Linked DNA regions of Homo sapiens: region 1 is linked to region 2. A link is a contact called in ENCODE Hi-C or POLR2A ChIA-PET data. All regions are on one chromosome and are shown on one strand. Each heading gives the region's core, a stretch centred on a gene start or an enhancer-like site at or near the end of the contact. The rest is flanking DNA. Distances are from core to core; before and after follow the strand shown. Region 1 holds the start of PCDHGB3 (protocadherin gamma subfamily B, 3). Region 2 holds the start of PCDHGC3 (protocadherin gamma subfamily C, 3).

Region 1 (4,651 bases), core at 1,969-4,468, 110 kb before region 2:
TGGAACTGCAGTTCTATTAATAGAAAAGATGTTTTATTTATTCAAATTGTTAGATATATTGTTCTCTTTTGAGTGTCTGCCTAGACACCATTAGTGAATGTGTTTTGGAAAGGATAATGTATAGGACTGATATTTTAGTCTACCTGAAATTTGTTTAAGGAAATAATTTACAGTATTTACATAAATCAGTGGAAAGGTACAGAGAACTTCTGGGTCATAAATATCAGAAAAGAGGCCGGGTGCGGTGGCTGACGCCTGTAATCCCAGCACTTTGGGAGGCTGAGGTGGGCGGATCACGAGGTCAGGAGATCGAGACCATCCTGGCTAACACGGTGAAACCCTGTTCTACTAAAAATACAAAAAATTAGCCGGGCGTGGTGGCAGGCGCCTGTAGTCCCAGCTACTCGGAAGGCTGAGGCAGGAGAATGGGGTGAACCCGGGAGGAGGAGCTTGCAGTAAGCCGAGATCGCGCCACTGCACTCCAGCCTGGGAGACAGAACGAGACTCCGTCTCAAAATAAATAAATAAATAAATAAATAAATAAATAAATATCAGAAAAGTAGATAAAATTTATATTAATGATAACATGTAGCATTCTAAAGTCTGGAAAGTTTGTGTTAAGCCATGTAGTTATTGGATATGTGGGCTTGTTGAGAGAAGAAATCAGTGTAAAGGAACCTTAAGGTTGGGCTTCGTTCTGTGATGTAAAGCCTCCAGAGAGTTACATACTGCTGCACTCAATAAATGTAAATATGTCACACACCTGGCATCTTCTGTTATAGATAAACCCTTTACTTATTAGAATCAATACCTACTGCAATGTTAGCGTTTCTTTAAGTGTAGGTGCAATTCTTCTTTATTACTTGAGTTTAAGGTTGTATTTGAAAAAAAAAGAACTCAACTTAAAGATGGTTCAAAATTTTAAATTTCATATCTAACGTATGTGCTCATCTTAAATTAATAGATTTGTCTTAATGAAATACTGGCCTATGTGCCTCAAATTCCAGGAGGATGTGTTATGTAATGAAAGAACTACTATATTTCCCTTCTGCATCTGATTTGCTGAAGATGATTTTCAGATGTTTCTTATTAAAATATTCTTAATCCTTCAAATTTTGTACTTTTAAAACCTTGAGCATCAGCTTCAAATAATGACTAAATAAGGGGAAAAGGTAATAAAATATTACAAATGGGATAGTAAGCTACATTACTCAACCACATGAAAGGTTAATTGACACATTAAAGAACCTAAGACCACTTGATTTTTATTTTTTAAACACTGTTAAAGAGCATTCAAGTATATCTATATCTATATACATATACACACACATATATATACACACATATATATACACACATACACACACACAAACACACATACATACACACATGGACATTCTGACCAAAATGTAAAATGTACAAACTCACCGAATAGTGAATGCATCCAAAGAGTAACAAGAGAATCTATACAGTAGGTGTCGACATTATTCACTCCTATGTGAAAACTTGCTTTTCCATTTTTTTTAAAAGAAAATGTTATATGCTTCTTAGGGTAAGGTGTTTGGGAAAAAAGTAAAGGTTATAGATTTGGGTACATTTCTTCTGAGTTAAATGTTTTGTGCAATGGAAAAATATCTTTAAACCCTCTATAAACTACTAACAGACTATAAAATGCTTGATCCATACATTTTGAATGTATGTACTGTATATACCATATACTTTTAAATATCTGAATCTTTAGTTTTATATGTGTTCTGAAGAATAATTTTTCATACTAATTGAAGTGTTCATACAATGAACACTTGGCATTGTGTTGGAAGGCACTTGCTTTGGAATGTTTTGGAGCAAAGTCTTGAGTCAGTTATATTTTTGATGTTTGTATAAAGGTGACAATGAGTGTCTGTCTAGAATTCTGGTTACTGTGAGTAGTTTAAGATGCTATAATGCTTTTCCACTATAAGGTGAATTCGGTGTGGAACTCATTGCTTATTGCTGCACACTTGCCTAGTTTTAGAGTAACAATACATTATGTAGGCTAAAGATAATTTCTTTAGGAAGATTTTCTGGTTTGAAAATGGAATTAAAACTGTAAGACACCTGTCAGAAACATGGAAAATGGCATGTTATTGACCAGGGAAAAGTGTAAATAACAAAAAGTTAGGATTATCAGATGGTAAACTGGGGACCAAGGAAAAGTGGACAGGAAGATTACTTATATAATTAAATAATATAATTATAAGGACTTACAATTCACTCCCCAATCCTAATAACGCATCATTGTTAGGCTACTTGAGAAGAAACAGTACATTTCAGGACAATTGTGATGTAGTATGAAAAAACATCCTTTGTAAAAGTTTTTCATTTGGGCCAGGGTGGTTCATGACTATAATCCCAGCAATTTGGGACGCTGAGGTGGGAGGATTGCTTAAAGCCAGGTGTTCTAGCCCAGCCTGGGCAACATAGTGAAACCCCACCTCTATAGAAAAAAAAAGTTTTCAATCATACTTATTTAATTAAAAGTAGACACTTGGAAACAAAGGAAAAGAGACCCTCTTGCTTTTTACTATACTTCTATTTTATAAGGTCAATCATTTCCTCATTACCTTTAACTTCTTTTGGGGGGAGATAATAAAGATAAAAGAGAAGAAAGTGAAACATAGAATAAAACTAAAAGCTATGACATTATAACTTTTAGAAGTTAGAAGTAAAGGAAATAGAATGCAATAAGAATACACGTGAAGCTGATATTTCAAGCCTCTTTATACTACGTCTTCTGCCATCACCAAAAATAGCTTCCATTTGTATGATTTTCTATGTATTATTTTATTTGGCCCTCATTTCTACTAGAGTAAGCAGAGAAGATATTATTATGACCATTTTATGAAAATGGAAACTAAAAACGTGACGGGATTGAGCAAGATTATCTCTGCCCTTTGACAAGTAAAAGGTACTTGATTTGGATGGATAAAGCTCAAATTAAAAGAAATAACAGACTAAAGATATAGTAAGTATATTTAATGTTTTTTAAAAGTCCTTTTAAAATGGGAAGAAAGTATCACTATCAGTACACTGCCGATTTTTCTCCTAACTAGCTCCTTATTTGGAGCTGATTTAGTCACCATTACTGCAGTTCTGCAGCAGAGGCGCCGGGTGCCGCTCTTGGCTAGTGCTGTGCAAAATATTGGCTCCTCCCGCTGCAGCCAGCTCGGAAGAAAAGTGCACTCTCTATCAGGCTTCCTGCAGCGGAGACACCCATTAGAGAACCCAAGCACAAAGACAAAGCAAATAGTTGGTCCTGCTCGGAGAACTCTTGGGATTATTTAAAGATCTCCTCTCCTCGGATTTAGAAAGGCAAAGGCGCAGAGAGCGGGATGGGAAATAGCTCCGGATGGAGGGGCCCAGCAGGGCAGAGGCGAATGCTATTTCTCTTCCTGCTCTCTTTGTTAGACCAGGCTCTCTCCGAACCGATCCGCTACGCTATTCCCGAGGAGCTGGACAGGGGCTCGCTGGTAGGGAACCTCGCCAAGGACCTGGGGTTTGGCGTGGGGGATTTACCTACTAGGAACCTGCGGGTTATTGCAGAGAAGAAATTCTTTACCGTGAGCCCCGAAAATGGGAACTTACTTGTGAGCGACCGTATAGACCGAGAGGAGATTTGTGGCAAGAAGTCGACGTGTGTTCTGGAATTTGAAATGGTTGCTGAAAAGCCTTTAAACTTTTTTCATGTAACTGTGCTGATCCAGGATATTAACGACAACCCACCGACCTTTAGCCAAAATATCACTGAGCTGGAAATCAGCGAACTGGCTCTCACTGGAGCCACATTTGCCCTGGAATCTGCGCAAGATCCTGATGTAGGTGTCAATTCGCTGCAGCAGTACTACCTCAGCCCTGATCCGCACTTCTCTTTGATTCAGAAGGAGAACCTGGATGGCAGTAGGTACCCAGAGCTAGTACTGAAAGCACCCCTGGACAGGGAAGAGCAGCCACATCACCACCTGGTCCTCACAGCTGTGGATGGGGGCGAGCCCTCCAGAAGCTGTACCACCCAGATCAGGGTAATTGTCGCAGATGCAAATGATAACCCCCCAGTATTTACTCAGGACATGTACAGGGTCAATGTTGCAGAGAACCTGCCCGCTGGCTCCTCCGTATTAAAAGTGATGGCCATTGACATGGATGAGGGCATCAATGCCGAAATCATCTATGCCTTCATCAATATTGGCAAGGAAGTGAGACAACTGTTCAAGCTGGACAGTAAAACGGGGGAACTCACCACTATTGGAGAACTGGACTTTGAAGAGAGAGATAGCTACACAATTGGGGTGGAAGCAAAGGATGGTGGACATCACACTGCATATTGTAAAGTACAGATAGATATTTCAGATGAAAATGACAATGCCCCGGAGATAACCCTGGCTTCTGAATCCCAACATATACAAGAAGATGCTGAGCTGGGGACTGCCGTTGCCCTGATCAAAACACATGATCTAGATTCTGGATTTAATGGAGAAATCCTATGCCAACTAAAAGGAAACTTCCCCTTTAAAATCGTTCAAGATACCAAAAACACATACAGGTTGGTGACAGATGGAGCCCTGGACCGGGAGCAGATCCCAGAATACAATGTGACGATCACAGCTACCGACAA
Region 2 (5,046 bases), core at 2,066-4,565:
TATATAAATCCTGTATACTGGTCCTTCCATTTCCCCTAGAAATAAGTGATACAGGCCAGGCGCTGTGGCTCACACCTGTAATCCCAGCACTTTGGGAGGCGGAGGCTGGCAGATCACCTGAGGTTGGGAGTTCAAGATCAGCCTGACCAACATGGAGAAACCCCCGTCTCTACTAAAAATAGAAAATTAGCTGGGCATGGTGGCACATGCCTGTATTCCCAGCTACTCGGGAGGCTGAGGCAGGAGAATTGCTTGAACCCAAGAGGAGGAGGTTGTGGTGAGCCAAGATTATGCCATTGCACTCCAGCCTGGGGAACAAGAGTGAAACTCAAAAAAAAAAAAAAAAAGAAAGAAAAAGAAAAAGAAAGAAGGAAGGAAGGAAGGAAAGAAAGAAAGAAGTGATACAACAAGTTACAGCATCTTTGTTTATTATCCACTGTGAGTTGTATTACCACACTTTACTTGGCTCTTTGGCAAACTATATTATCTCTTCAGATCACTAGGGCTAGGAAGGCCCACTGGTAACTTGAAGGAGTAAATGTATCTTCTAAAAAATGCTTACTTCCAGGGAGATTGGATCCACACAAGTGAATACATATATAGTCCTTAGTGTATGCTATGATTATTTTACTATGTCAGTAGCATAAAGATTGCTATATTAATAAGCATTAAGTGCCTGCTGTGCTAGACAGTGAGGATGCAAGTGGCCACCAAAATAGCATGGTCCCTGCCCTCCTGGAGCTTCTTTTTTTCTTCTTCAGTGGGGGAAGCAGATACTTTGCTTATGCAAAAATAATTATAAAATTTAAAGTTGTGCCAAGTTCAATGGAAAAAATATAAGGTGTTCTGAGAGAGCATAACAAAGGATCCTGGTTTTAACTGGGGCCTAATGGAAGACCTCTATTAGGAAATAACATTTAAACTAAGACCAGACAGACCTGTAGAAATTAGCAAAGCAAAGGGAGGGAGGAAAAAGCAGCTTTCCTGGCAAAGGAACAATTTGTGTGAAGGCCCTGAGACAGGGAAGGGCTGGGGTTCTGACCACCCTCCAAGTGGTGCAATGGAATATAGTGAGAGAGGGAGAAGACATGAGAACTTGGATACTATGCAAAGGATTTGGTATTTTAATTCAAGAGCAGTATGATGCTACTGAGGAGCAGCTGGACAATTGTGTGATCCAATTAAAATTTTAGGAAGATGAACCTCGCTATTGTGGAGAATGCATACACAAGGGTTCTGTTGGTTCATGAAGAGGTCTTAAGAAAACTATGAGCTGGGTGCAGTAGCTCAGGCCTGTAGTCCCATCTACTTAGAAGTCTGAGGCGGGAGGATCCCTTGAGCCCAAGGAGCTGGAAGTTACAGTGAGCTATGATTATTCCACTGTACTCCAGCCTGGATGACAGAGCGAGATCCTGCCTCAGAAACAAAAACCAAAAAACAAACAACAACAAAAACAACAACAACGAAAATCTCAGAAAACTACAGGCCTTATTATCAAGAAAATGACAGGCCTTATTATTGAGAAAACTACTTACATTTTTAAAAGCTGATTTTCAAAAACCAGATTGTGAATTAAGTGATGCTGAATAGGGGAAAAAAAGACTGATAAACCAGTGTATCTCTGAATAACCCACTAGATCAGTGCTTGTCAAACTTTAATGTGTTTTCAAATCACCCTGATGTTTTGTTAAAATGTAAGTCATGTCTCAGTAGGTCTAGAGGAGGGCATTTCTGCATTTCTAACAAGCTCCCCGGTGATGCCTAGACCATTGGTCCTCACACTTTGAGTAGCAAGTGATTGGGCTATACTCTTTATTCTAAATTCTAAATGTATTCTATCTTCTAATGCCTATCAGCCCTCTTGCTGGTCTGGCTAATTATCAAACTTGAGCATTTAAAACTGGGGGTTTTCAGAGATTAATTGAAGTGTTAAAGACATGGAAATATAGGTCACATATGGCTTTTCATCTCTTCCGGAAATATCCTATATATCCTTACTTCTTTTCTACCTACCTAACCTATGTGCCTACCCCTTCACTTATGTTCAAGGTTCTATTATACTTCAAAAGGACTCTATGCAATCAAAGTGATGTCCAAGACAAATATACAGAAATAGTATGAGGCTCTAACACTTTACATCTAATGGAGTGGTTTGCATCATTAATTGAGGCTTACTCTGTGCCAGGCACTTTACCTGCCTTCTTCATTTAATAGGATAGGAGCAGGAACTCTTAGAGGTTCATTTCTTGTTCAAGGATATACATCTCATCTCTGGCTTATATCACAGTGGACTCTTTTATTCACTATCCTAATCATTATAATTTTGTTTGGTGACAACAATTCTAAATGCAGAAAAGTTAAGGCTCTTTATTCTGTGACTAAAGGCTTTGTATTTTCTAAAGATTTGTGGAGCTTTGCTGCCATTATTTCAATAATTTTATAAAGATCCTAGGTGGTAAATAGGCCTGGCTTTTTTTCTTTTTGAAATCTTCTCCGTCTTCTTCTTCATTAGCAGTGCAACTTCTTGTGGCATATGGTACCCAAGATCTTGGGAAAAGGATTGATCAAGTAAAGGGAAACGATAGAGAGAGTGTGCTCTACAACTGAGATCATGCTCCTTGTGAAAGACAGGGTAGGGAAATTTCTTATTGCTCCCTGGTTCTTAAGAAATGAGAGCTAACAATGACATCCAGTTTTAAAAGAAATAAAATCTGAATTGTACTTTTAAATTTTATAAGCCAGAGTTAAACCAATAGATTGTAACTCCTGCTAATTTGATAGTAGCTCCAGATAATGAGGAAGTGACAGGGAATGCTAATTTCATTTGGTAAGAGATAAAACTGAAATTATTAATGTCTCCACGGAAATGCTAAATGCCTCCTTACAAGTAGGGTCCGGCTAATTGTCTGTCTTCCAACAAGCCAGATTTGTTGGTGTTTTTCCAGACAATGTTGTGTAGTTTTCGGTTTGGTTCGATCCCCTTTCTTGTGATCAAAGAAAGTGATTCAAATGTTTAATGAGTCTTGATTTGGATTGGAGACTTGCAGAACGGCTAGCCTCACAGCCCCAAGGCTGGCTTTCCCTAAGGTAGGTTTCCTATGCACCGATACTGGCAAGGCGCTTTGGCTGGAAACTCTGGAAGGAAGCCAAAGGAAAGTGAAGTTCCTGGCGCTAGCGCGTGTCCTGCTCAGAGAGCCCGGCGCTAGCTCATTCTTCGTGCAGTTATTGGCTGGGACTCTGTGTGCCGCTGTCGGCCAATGAAGACGCTGGAGATCGGGCCCCTGCCCGTCCCCTTTCTGCGCCCCGGGATGAGGCAGAGACTGAACAGCCGGCGAGCAAATCAACGGCATCCAGAAAGCCATGTCGGACTCGGCGCCCAGCGCCCAAGCGCTAACCCGCTGAAAGTTTCTCAGCGAAATCTCAGGGACGATCTGGACCCCGCTGAGAGGAACTGCTTTTGAGTGAGATGGTCCCAGAGGCCTGGAGGAGCGGACTGGTAAGCACCGGGAGGGTAGTGGGAGTTTTGCTTCTGCTTGGTGCCTTGAACAAGGCTTCCACGGTCATTCACTATGAGATCCCGGAGGAAAGAGAGAAGGGTTTCGCTGTGGGCAACGTGGTCGCGAACCTTGGTTTGGATCTCGGTAGCCTCTCAGCCCGCAGGTTCCGGGTGGTGTCTGGAGCTAGCCGAAGATTCTTTGAGGTGAACCGGGAGACCGGAGAGATGTTTGTGAACGACCGTCTGGATCGAGAGGAGCTGTGTGGGACACTGCCCTCTTGCACTGTAACTCTGGAGTTGGTAGTGGAGAACCCGCTGGAGCTGTTCAGCGTGGAAGTGGTGATCCAGGACATCAACGACAACAATCCTGCTTTCCCTACCCAGGAAATGAAATTGGAGATTAGCGAGGCCGTGGCTCCGGGGACGCGCTTTCCGCTCGAGAGCGCGCACGATCCCGATGTGGGAAGCAACTCTTTACAAACCTATGAGCTGAGCCGAAATGAATACTTTGCGCTTCGCGTGCAGACGCGGGAGGACAGCACCAAGTACGCGGAGCTGGTGTTGGAGCGCGCCCTGGACCGAGAACGGGAGCCTAGTCTCCAGTTAGTGCTGACGGCGTTGGACGGAGGGACCCCAGCTCTCTCCGCCAGCCTGCCTATTCACATCAAGGTGCTGGACGCGAATGACAATGCGCCTGTCTTCAACCAGTCCTTGTACCGGGCGCGCGTCCTGGAGGATGCACCCTCCGGCACGCGCGTGGTACAAGTCCTTGCAACGGATCTGGATGAAGGCCCCAACGGTGAAATTATTTACTCCTTCGGCAGCCACAACCGCGCCGGCGTGCGGCAACTATTCGCCTTAGACCTTGTAACCGGGATGCTGACAATCAAGGGTCGGCTGGACTTCGAGGACACCAAACTCCATGAGATTTACATCCAGGCCAAAGACAAGGGCGCCAATCCCGAAGGAGCACATTGCAAAGTGTTGGTGGAGGTTGTGGATGTGAATGACAACGCCCCGGAGATCACAGTCACCTCCGTGTACAGCCCAGTACCCGAGGATGCCCCTCTGGGGACTGTCATCGCTTTGCTCAGTGTGACTGACCTGGATGCTGGCGAGAACGGGCTGGTGACCTGCGAAGTTCCACCGGGTCTCCCTTTCAGCCTTACTTCTTCCCTCAAGAATTACTTCACTTTGAAAACCAGTGCAGACCTGGATCGGGAGACTGTGCCAGAATACAACCTCAGCATCACCGCCCGAGACGCCGGAACCCCTTCCCTCTCAGCCCTTACAATAGTGCGTGTTCAAGTGTCCGACATCAATGACAACCCTCCACAATCTTCTCAATCTTCCTACGACGTTTACATTGAAGAAAACAACCTCCCCGGGGCTCCAATACTAAACCTAAGTGTCTGGGACCCCGACGCCCCGCAGAATGCTCGGCTTTCTTTCTTTCTCTTGGAGCAAGGAGCTGAAACCGGGCTAGTGGGTCGCTATTTCACAATAAATCGTGACAATGGCATAGTGTCATCCTTAGTGCCCCTAGACTA

Evidence for each region. Hi-C counts contacts between places; a loop is a spot of excess contacts on that map. ChIA-PET counts read pairs that join two places held with the same protein, here RNA polymerase II (POLR2A). Pooled maps may share reads with other maps.
Region 1: a loop to region 2 is called in a pooled map, with 4 times the contacts of the local background. The contact joins the promoter of PCDHGB3 here to the promoter of PCDHGC3 in region 2. A Hi-C loop is called at or near these places in 1 of 168 maps with a recorded cell type or tissue (OCI-LY7), 1 of 37 single-sample maps with no recorded cell type and 4 of 50 pooled maps. POLR2A ChIA-PET finds 5 or more read pairs at or near these places in 2 of 52 experiments (OCI-LY7 and WTC11).

Annotation. Positions count from the first base shown.
Region 1 is chr5:141,367,024-141,371,674 of GRCh38, forward strand. It overlaps PCDHGB3 (protocadherin gamma subfamily B, 3), which reads left to right and starts at 3,219. Exons shown (of 4, transcript NM_018924.5): 1 at 3,219-4,651. The coding sequence starts at 3,372. All of the region lies in intron 1 of PCDHGA1 (protocadherin gamma subfamily A, 1), which reads left to right. The region is part of intron 1 of PCDHGA2 (protocadherin gamma subfamily A, 2); the gene reads left to right. All of the region lies in intron 1 of PCDHGA3 (protocadherin gamma subfamily A, 3), which reads left to right. It also overlaps PCDHGB1, PCDHGA4, PCDHGB2, PCDHGA5 and PCDHG@.
Region 2 is chr5:141,472,651-141,477,696 of GRCh38, forward strand. PCDHGC3 (protocadherin gamma subfamily C, 3) reads left to right here and starts at 3,316. Exons shown (of 4, transcript NM_002588.4): 1 at 3,316-5,046. The coding sequence starts at 3,467. All of the region lies in intron 1 of PCDHGA1 (protocadherin gamma subfamily A, 1), which reads left to right. All of the region lies in intron 1 of PCDHGA2 (protocadherin gamma subfamily A, 2), which reads left to right. The region is part of intron 1 of PCDHGA3 (protocadherin gamma subfamily A, 3); the gene reads left to right. It also overlaps PCDHGB1, PCDHGA4, PCDHGB2, PCDHGA5, PCDHGB3 and PCDHGA6, and 11 more genes. RefSeq lists enhancers at 3,056-3,165, 3,623-4,166.